3 separate regions of the Homo sapiens genome follow, and regions 2 and 3 are each linked to region 1. A link is a contact called in ENCODE Hi-C data. All regions are on one chromosome and are shown on one strand. The core of a region is the stretch at or near the end of the contact, and the rest is flanking DNA. Distances in the headings are between cores, read along the strand shown. Region 1 holds the start of AVL9 (AVL9 cell migration associated). Region 2 holds the start of JAZF1-AS1 (JAZF1 antisense RNA 1). Region 3 holds the start of ANLN (anillin, actin binding protein).

Region 1 (2,711 bases), core at 86-2,585:
GGTGTTCAATTAGACAGTAATTTTAGCCATGCCAATTGTGGAAAATATCAAGACAGGTTATATCAAGAAAATATTAATAGTTAACACATCACACAGCTGACAGCTCAAAACAGTTAATATATTAAGAAAACAGTTAATATATTCTGCATACAGGGAGCAATATAGTTTTACACAGTTTTCTTAGCCAATGCCAATAATTTTGTAATACAGAAAAGAAATGTATAGCAGCATCTTGAAAAATGTCTGCAGTATTAGCATTAAAACAGTTCTACTGAATCACAGAAACTAAATTTGATTTAGGAAGCCTACTGTTTTTCTCAGCTATGGTTAGATTAGAACAGAGCTCCTTACTTTTCAAGACCAGAAGTGCAAAATATCACAGTTACTGTAGTAATCTCGAATTCTATTTGAAGCAGACACCTATCCTTTAGGTTATTTGAAAACTGTCCTAGATAAGACTTGTTAAATCTTTTCTATAATGCACTTTAAATTGACATGAGATTCACTGCTTAAAAAAGAATTGTAGTACAATCAGTAAAGGAATTAAAAAACCCTGGTGACAACAGAGCCCATATATTTTGTATTGACCAGAGTACTACACCCAAAATGAGATGGAATGAAAAGAATATTCTTATAAAATCGCAGGACTAGAATAATCATTTTACACGTATCCAAGTAAACTTCCTTTGTTGTCAAGGATATTCTGTTTCAGGTTTTAAATGCGTCTCAGATTCCTACACATAATATTTAAACGAAGAAAAAAAAACTCTAGAAAGAAACAAACAAGAATTCTCGAGTAAGCAAGTAATTTAAAGGCTGAATACACAGATACGCAACCTCACCAGTATGCTCCATGTTACTACATATTTAAGAATAAGGACGGGGGCCACAGAGGCAAAGGCAAGGAGGTGAAGGAATCGGACACTCGGAGAGTGAACCGAAAAGATGTGAAAAAGCAAGGAAAACAGAAGAGAAGAGGGAAGTGGGAAAACTTTGAGGAAAAAGAGAAGGCAAAAGAGAAGGAAGTGCTTTGAGATTGAATCCAGGGAGGAAAAAGCAGGTGTGCCACGCCGCACCTCCAGGTCCCGCGGACACCACAGGCTCTGCAAGCCCAGCCGCCCGGGTCACGTAAGCCCCACCCCGCCGCTCCTCGTCAAGTCCCACCCGGACCCGCCCTCCCCCCGCTCCTCCCCCCGCTCCTCCCCGCCCCACAGAGTCGATCTCTCCTCTCCTAGACCCACCCCGCTCCCCCAGGCTCCACCTCGGCCTCTCAGACCCCGCCCCGTCAGGGCCCTCCCGGCCTTGCCCAGCCCTGCCTCGCCGGCGGCGGCCGCCGTGTCAGGTGACAGCCCGGAAGCTGCGGAAGCGGATGAGGGAAGGGCGGCCGTGGCCCTGGGGGCGGCGGGAGCTGCTTTGCCTCCACCGATCTCCCTGTGCGGCCCTCATGTGCTGTGCTCGCTGACACCCGAAGTCCGCGGCTTTCCGCACACGGTGGGGTCGTCAGACCCGCTGCCCTTGGCGGTCGAAGTCGTCGTGCGGGCCCGCGGCGGCCGCCCATGGAGAAGGCCAGGAGAGGCGGGGATGGCGTCCCCCGGGGGCCCGTACTGCACATCGTGGTGGTCGGATTTCACCACAAGAAGGGCTGCCAGGTGAGGAAAGGGCCCGCCCCCGCCCCCAGCCGTTCGGGCGTTCGCCCCTTCCGGGGCCCCCCTGCCCTGCTTCTGTGTGCTCAGCTCGCGTCGTGCAGTCCTCCCCACAGCGCCTGCGACCCTTCGCCTCTCAACCTGACTCCTTTTGCAGCTCCTCCCACCCGCCCCACATGAAGCCCAGCCCCCACAACCTCTTCCTTCTGCCCCTGAAAAATGGTTGAGCAGCGGAGGAGCTGGTTGATACGTGTAGGTTGTAGGTTTTTAACTTCTGCTTTGGTGGAGTGGGAGGAAAGCATCGAAGACCGGCCCCACTCTCTTCCCCGTCCATCATTGTCTCCACTGGCTTTCTGGGTGTCCACCTATAATGGGAGTCTAGAAAAATTCAGTGCTTGGACTCTGCTTTCAAGGTAATAGGCTCAGTGGGCTTGCATACTAATGCTTCAGGTAGCTTGCAGCACATGCAGCCTCCGTAGAAAAATCAGCTTCCTTTGTTTATCTGATGGAAGCCTTGGAATCTCTCCTGTTAGGTACGGTTGTCGATTGACTTTGCCTCCCCCTTCCCATTGGTCCTTAGTTTTGCTATTTCATCTTCTCCAGATTTTGCCTTTTGGTGAGAGATTAATCTCTCCATATCAACCGCAATAAGAGAAAGTGTATTACCAAACCGTTCAAATATAAAGGCGTTTTTCAGCAGCCTCACTGAATCATTAATGCAGCATCTGAAATGGAATATTTGCAATCTATGTATTGAAGGCAAGAGAACAAAATAGAAACAGGATTATTTAATGAGCAAGCAAACACTGGAAGGGAATGATGTCATAATGTGCTAGTGAACAGTAAATTGAAATGCTTTTTTGAAGTATTAAAAATAGTAATTGCCACCACTAGCTAATGAAGCATTTAGTTTCTTGCATTCCACAGGAAATGTAACATTTTAGAAGACTTATTGGCAAAAATTAAGTTCTCTAGGGAATAAGAGAAAAGTGATGGGAGTGAAAAAATCGTGTTTGTGCGTAATTTTGAAATATATCCTCACACCTGGAATGCCAGCACTTTTAGAGA
Region 2 (2,711 bases), core at 75-2,574, 4.3 Mb before region 1:
ATTTGGACTTCCTGGGGGCAATTTACAGGTTCTCTGGATTAGACAGCCCCATTGGGACATCGCTCGGACCCTTCACCTTCTAGCCCACGCAGGACAACTCGCTGGCGTCGGTCACACCTTCCGCAGGTGGTTGGACCGCCTAAGCCAGATGCACCCGGCCCACCTCCCTTAGCAGGGGTTCCGAATAGAAGTGTGAAAATGTGTGCAATGACTTCTGCAAATCAGAGGACTTGTTGAAAGGTCCAGGGGTCCAGGCGTGAAGGGAAAGCAGCCACCCTGCGGGGCGCCCCCTCCCCGGCGTCTCCCGGGCCCGGGGCGCTGCGCAGGCCGCCGCCGATCCCAGGGCGCAGCCAGCGCACCTCGGGCCTAGCACCATTAGAAAGGCAAATCGCAGAGCCGGGGTGCATTTAAATGCCCGGCCATGGGCCCTGGGGGTGTCTCTCCAGCGGGCGCCGCCGCAGGGGCCTCCAGGGCGCGTCGACCCCGGGGCGCTGGGCGCGGCCCGCGGGCGCACCCAAGACCTCAGCCCGCAGCGCCCGGGCGTCCGCGCCAGGCCGGGGCAGGGGAGGGCACCCAGAGCCCCCGGGCCCGCGTCCCCGGCCCCGCCCGGGCCCCTCGGCCGCCTCCCAGGGAGAGGGCAAGCTCCCCGGCCCCCGCCCGCGGCCGCCGGCCCCGGCCCCCTCCCGACGCACCACACCTAGCAACCGGCGCTGACAGGACGCAGTGGCGGCGGCGGCGGCGGGAGGAGGAAGCGGAATGGCTGCCGCGGTGGAGCCACCCCCGCCCCCCCGCTCCACCTCCCCGCGGCTGCAGCCGCCGCCGAGCCCTGACAGCTCGAGCCGGGGCGGAAGCGCCCGGCGGCGTGCAGCGCCCGCCCCCCGCTGCCCTCAGCGCCTCGGGCTACTCCGACCACCCGGGCCAACTAACTCCGCGACCCTGCCCAGCGCCCAGCTCCCGCCGCCCGCCGCGCCCTCCGCCCCGCGCCCCGCGCGCCGGCACTCGGCCCCGCCGCCGCAACCCCGCCGCCCCGCCGCGGCGCTCCCCGCTCCCACCACTTCGCAGCCCGCGTGCACGCCCCTGAGTCCCCCAGCCGCCCGCCCGCCCGCCCGCGGCACCTCGGGGCGCCCGCCCCCTCCCCCACCCGAGCCCGCTCCCCGCCCCCCGGCACCTCGCGCCCCCGCATCCCGCCACCCCCACCTCGGGGCTCGCACGCGCCCTCCCCGCCCTGCCGCCTCCCTCCCCGCCGGCCACCCCTGGCCATTCCGGGGCTCCCCGCCCGGGCAGGAGTTTCCGCGCGCCTGGCACCCCCGCCCACCCCCGGGCCATTTACCGATGTGGTTGTCCTCGATGTGCTCGATGAGGTCGGCCAGGGTGGGGAAGTGGAGTCCGCAGCCCCCGAATCGGCAGGTATTGGAGAAGAAGGAGGCGGCGGCGATGCCTGTCATGGTGCTACATCGAGAGCCCCCCTGGTGTCGGCTCTGCGAGCGCCGGGCGGGCGAGGGAGGGAGGGAGGCCGGGTGGGGTGAGGAGAGGAGGGGCTGGGGGAGGGGGAGAGAGGCGGGGTGAGGGGAGCGGCGAGGACGGGACGGAGGGAGAGGGGGCGAGAGAGATGGAAGGAGAGCGAGGAGCCACCGGGAGGCAGAGGGGAGGCGGCGGCTGCGGCGGCGGCGTCGGGAGCGGCGGGGGGAGGGCGGGGGCGGGGGCGGGGGGGGAAGGCCGCCGCAGCTGGGAGGAGGGACCAGGGCGCGCGGCTACAGCTGTGCGGCCCCAACCTCAGCGCGCGGACCCAGGCCTCACCTGCGAGCCCTGCCACCAACTTTATCTCGCTAGGCCTGCCCTTTACGGCTTGCCATCCGTGCCATCTGTTTGGAGCCTCCTTGGTTATGTATATGACGTTCTTAATACACCCACATCGATTAATTACACCTACCTCCCTGCGAGGAGAACTCAGGGAGTTACCCTGGTCCCTCTCAGGGACATTTTTTTGTACTCAGCCACCTGTCTAGGTGTGACACATTCACAGGGGACCCAGGAAAGGTAATTGTGTGCACCTTCTTCTTTAAACCTTCTTTAGAAAAAGTACACATTCTCCGGAGGTTTGTACTAACTAATTGATTTTAATGAAGCTTTCCCTCTAGGCCAGAAAAAAATCTTAGCTTTATTTAAATTTCAAAATAGAGTGCTTGGTTGTCAAGTGCATTTGCCTGTGTTTTACATATGTGCCACGTTTTTTATACTCCCTGCTCCTTCTAGGAAAACAAAAACTAAAATAATTTCATCACCCGAAATTACAGCACCCTACTGCACCCACTCCACCATCTCAGGTCTGGTAATTAACCCATCCTCGTTTCAGCCACTGCAGAAAGGACAGTGCATTGGTTAAGGCTAGAAGGAGCGGAAACAACGGCAAGGGACATAGTGACTCTTCATTTAAAAAGGAAGCGATTTCATCCTGTGAGCATTTAAAGCATAATGTTGACCAGGTAACCACTTAAGGTGAATTTAGTAGCTTCCCTGAAAACCAGCATTTTGCTGAGAATCAATTACTTTCTTGTCCCCACCCCCTCCTCCAGTTGCAGTCATATTTCTTCTGTAAAGTGTGTATTTTCCAGTAGCACTTTTCCAGGTGTCTAAGAAATATTACACATTATCAGCAGTTTATGACCCAACAGTACATTTTTTTTATTAATATTAATATATGCATACTGAAT
Region 3 (2,711 bases), core at 109-2,608, 3.9 Mb after region 1:
TCAGTTGGGAGGAATAGTTCTGTTTTGTTCAGCTCATGGACAGTCACTCTTAACTTTTCAGATGAACAAATCAAGAACTGTCATCTTTACCTGCACAGACTTGTTATAGAAGAAATGAATCTGATACAGAAATTATGTAACCTATCTTACAATTTGGAGTACTCTACAAAGAATAAGCAGGAGACACAGCCTTAGCTAGTGTGGAAAACGGGTCATGAGCTGAGAACAGGGTTTTCATTTCTTTGGACCAGTTTCTTTAACGTTTTCGGGTGTCCCTTCTCTCGGCAGTAAAAGGAAGGATTGAACTAGATAGAGGGCTTGTCAGAATTCCTCCCGCTCTAACACTGTACACAGTTGGATGGAATTTAAAATAAAAAATTGTGCATGAACGCTTCACACAGTCTGTTAATTTTAGCTTTATTTCATTGGCTTAGAGTGTCGGGGACCCACCGGAACTGGCTTTTCTGAGGGCCAGGCCTGCAGTCCCCCTTTTGGGGACTAGGAGTTGGGTGTGACCTAGGAAACAAAGCTACTGAAGGCCAACGGGCTAGCAGCACCTGAAACACAAGGGCTCTTTGTCTGGCTCTGTAGCCCAGGCTGGAATGCAGTGGTGTGATCTCTGCTCACTGCAACCTCCACCTCCCGGGTCCCAGTTCAAGCAATTCTCCTGCCTCAGCCTCCCGAGTAGCTGGGATTAGAGGCACGCGCCACCATGCCTATCTAATTTTTTTGTATTTTTAGTAGAGACGGGGTTTCACCATGTTGGCAAGGCTGGTCTTGAACTCCTGACCTCGTGATCTGCCCGCCTCGGCCTCCCACAGTGCTGGGATTATGTCCTGCCAACACAAGGGCTCTTAATCCTTTTTTTTTCTTTTTTGAGGCAGGGTCTCACTCTGCCGCCCAGGCTGGAGTGCAGTAGTGAGATCGCAGCTCACTGCAGCCATGACCTCCTGGGCTCAAGCGATCCTCCAGCCTCAGCCTCCCCAAATGCTGGGATTATAAGCATGCGCCACTACTCCCGGCCTTAATACTTTATTTAGGAATGAAGGAAGGCGGGAACACCCAAACGCGGTTGGTGTGAAGCAATCGCCTTAAAGCTGAGGGGAATGTGTGGTTGTTGGGGGTGGAGCCAGGAACCCGACGCCGTTGGAGAGCAGGAAGCGCCCCGCTGCCCGCCTCCACCCCGCGGCGAGGGCTGGGAGGGGGCCGGGAAGGAGGCGGGGCCGCCCCTGGGAACCACCCGGCCCGGCGCGGCCACGTGACCGAGCGCAGGGGCGGGGAGAGGGCGCCCCGGCTCCGCCCAGCGCGCATGCTCGCGGCTCGGCGCTGAAATTCAAATTTGAACGGCTGCAGAGGCCGAGTCCGTCACTGGAAGCCGAGAGGAGAGGACAGCTGGTTGTGGGAGAGTTCCCCCGCCTCAGACTCCTGGTTTTTTCCAGGAGACACACTGAGCTGAGACTCACTTTTCTCTTCCTGAATTTGAACCACCGTTTCCATCGTCTCGTAGTCCGACGCCTGGGGCGATGGATCCGTTTACGGAGGTGAGTGAGTTTGCGGGTGCAGCCAGCCATGACCCACCGCTCTAGGCCCCCACCCACCTTCCTCTGTCAACCTCTGGGCGAACCCCCACCGGGCGGAGGGCGCGTGTGTGCGCGCGTGCGCAGTGTGTGCGGGCCGGGGTCGCCGCGGCTGCGGCCTGCTGTGGTTGGTGGGTTCCTCTGAGATTTTGTTGTTTCGGTCCTACAGATAAAACTCAGGGAGGAAGGCTTTGAGTCTGTCCTAAAAGGCTGTTGCGAGAGGTCTTTCAGCCCCCGTTTTTACCATGTCCCTCTGCAGTCCTGGCGCAGCAAGAGTGAGGCGCAGGCCTGCGGAACGGGTCCTGCTGGAAGCAGCTGGAATGCCCTGCAGGGCGGGGTCCGGGGCCGGTGACTCAGTGCGGCTGCCGCCGGGAAAGGCAGTAGGATGTGTGATTTGCGGAGTTCACGCAGCCCGCAGGGGAGATGCTAATGAAATGACAGCAAAACGTTAAAATAAGCAGGTGCTAGAAACCACTGCATTCGTTCATAAAAAGCCAGTAGTTCCTTGAGATCCCATTGTTCAGCTAACTAACGAAGAAGTTCATACCCGGGACTGACCATTTTAATTGAAACAATGCAAGTGTACCGAGCAAAACTATCAGCTCACGATTTTAGAGCAAAGAAATAAACTTTTCGGTGTTTCTGGGGCATATCATTACAGTACTTATTTCATCTTTTGTTCCTTTGAGATTGCATATGGGTTACATGGTTATTGTGTCGATTTCTCTAGTTTTAGCTTTTGTGGAGAATGTGCGTTGTCACATTCAGGAGTGTTTTGTTGCCAGTTGTCCACTCTCTTTTATTCCAGGACAGTTCCTCTTTCTTTAGGCTGTTGTGCAAATTTCAAACTGTTAGTTTTTGAGTGTTGCAAAGTGGACCTAAAACTGTTTACACTGATTCAAAAACTTAAATGCTGTGAAGAGTGGTAATTCTTTCGGGGAGATGTAATTATAATTCTATAAGTTATGTATGAGATATTAATTACAGATTTCAGCAATTAGAGTTTACTTATATTCAAGCATGACATAATCTATTTTTCTGTTTCAAATTCTTAATCATCTTGGGACAAATACATCAATTTTTTTCACCTTCCTTAAAGGTTCTAATAGAAAAATCTAGAGCCTATTTTTGTAT

The links. A loop is a pair of places that touch in the nucleus more often than their neighbours do. Pooled maps may share reads with other maps.
Region 2: a loop to region 1 is called in a map of CD8-positive, alpha-beta T cell, with 19 times the contacts of the local background. The contact joins the promoter of JAZF1-AS1 here to the promoter of AVL9 in region 1. A Hi-C loop is called at or near these places in 3 of 168 maps with a recorded cell type or tissue (CD4-positive, alpha-beta memory T cell, CD8-positive, alpha-beta T cell and naive thymus-derived CD4-positive, alpha-beta T cell) and 4 of 50 pooled maps.
Region 3: a map of ascending aorta shows a loop between it and region 1 (6-fold over the local background). The contact joins the promoter of ANLN here to the promoter of AVL9 in region 1. A Hi-C loop is called at or near these places in 2 of 168 maps with a recorded cell type or tissue (ascending aorta and naive thymus-derived CD4-positive, alpha-beta T cell) and 9 of 50 pooled maps.

The regions. Positions count from the first base shown.
Region 1 is chr7:32,494,154-32,496,864 of GRCh38, forward strand. AVL9 (AVL9 cell migration associated) reads left to right here and starts at 1,336. Exons shown (of 16, transcript NM_015060.3): 1 at 1,336-1,649. The coding sequence starts at 1,557. It also overlaps a transcript of LSM5 not described here. RefSeq lists enhancers at 850-1,059, 1,133-1,931, 1,932-2,711 and a silencer at 1,150-1,799.
Region 2 is chr7:28,179,133-28,181,843 of GRCh38, forward strand. It overlaps JAZF1-AS1 (JAZF1 antisense RNA 1), which reads left to right and starts at 1,325. Exons shown (of 4, transcript NR_034097.1): 1 at 1,325-1,407. It overlaps JAZF1 (JAZF zinc finger 1), which reads right to left and starts at 1,663. Exons shown (of 5, transcript NM_175061.4): 1 at 1,331-1,663. The coding sequence starts at 1,445. RefSeq lists enhancers at 1-383, 384-883 and a silencer at 738-857.
Region 3 is chr7:36,388,504-36,391,214 of GRCh38, forward strand. ANLN (anillin, actin binding protein) reads left to right here and starts at 1,359. Exons shown (of 24, transcript NM_018685.5): 1 at 1,359-1,541. The coding sequence starts at 1,524. It also overlaps a transcript of MATCAP2 not described here. RefSeq lists enhancers at 1,004-1,594, 1,595-2,185 and a silencer at 1,004-1,413.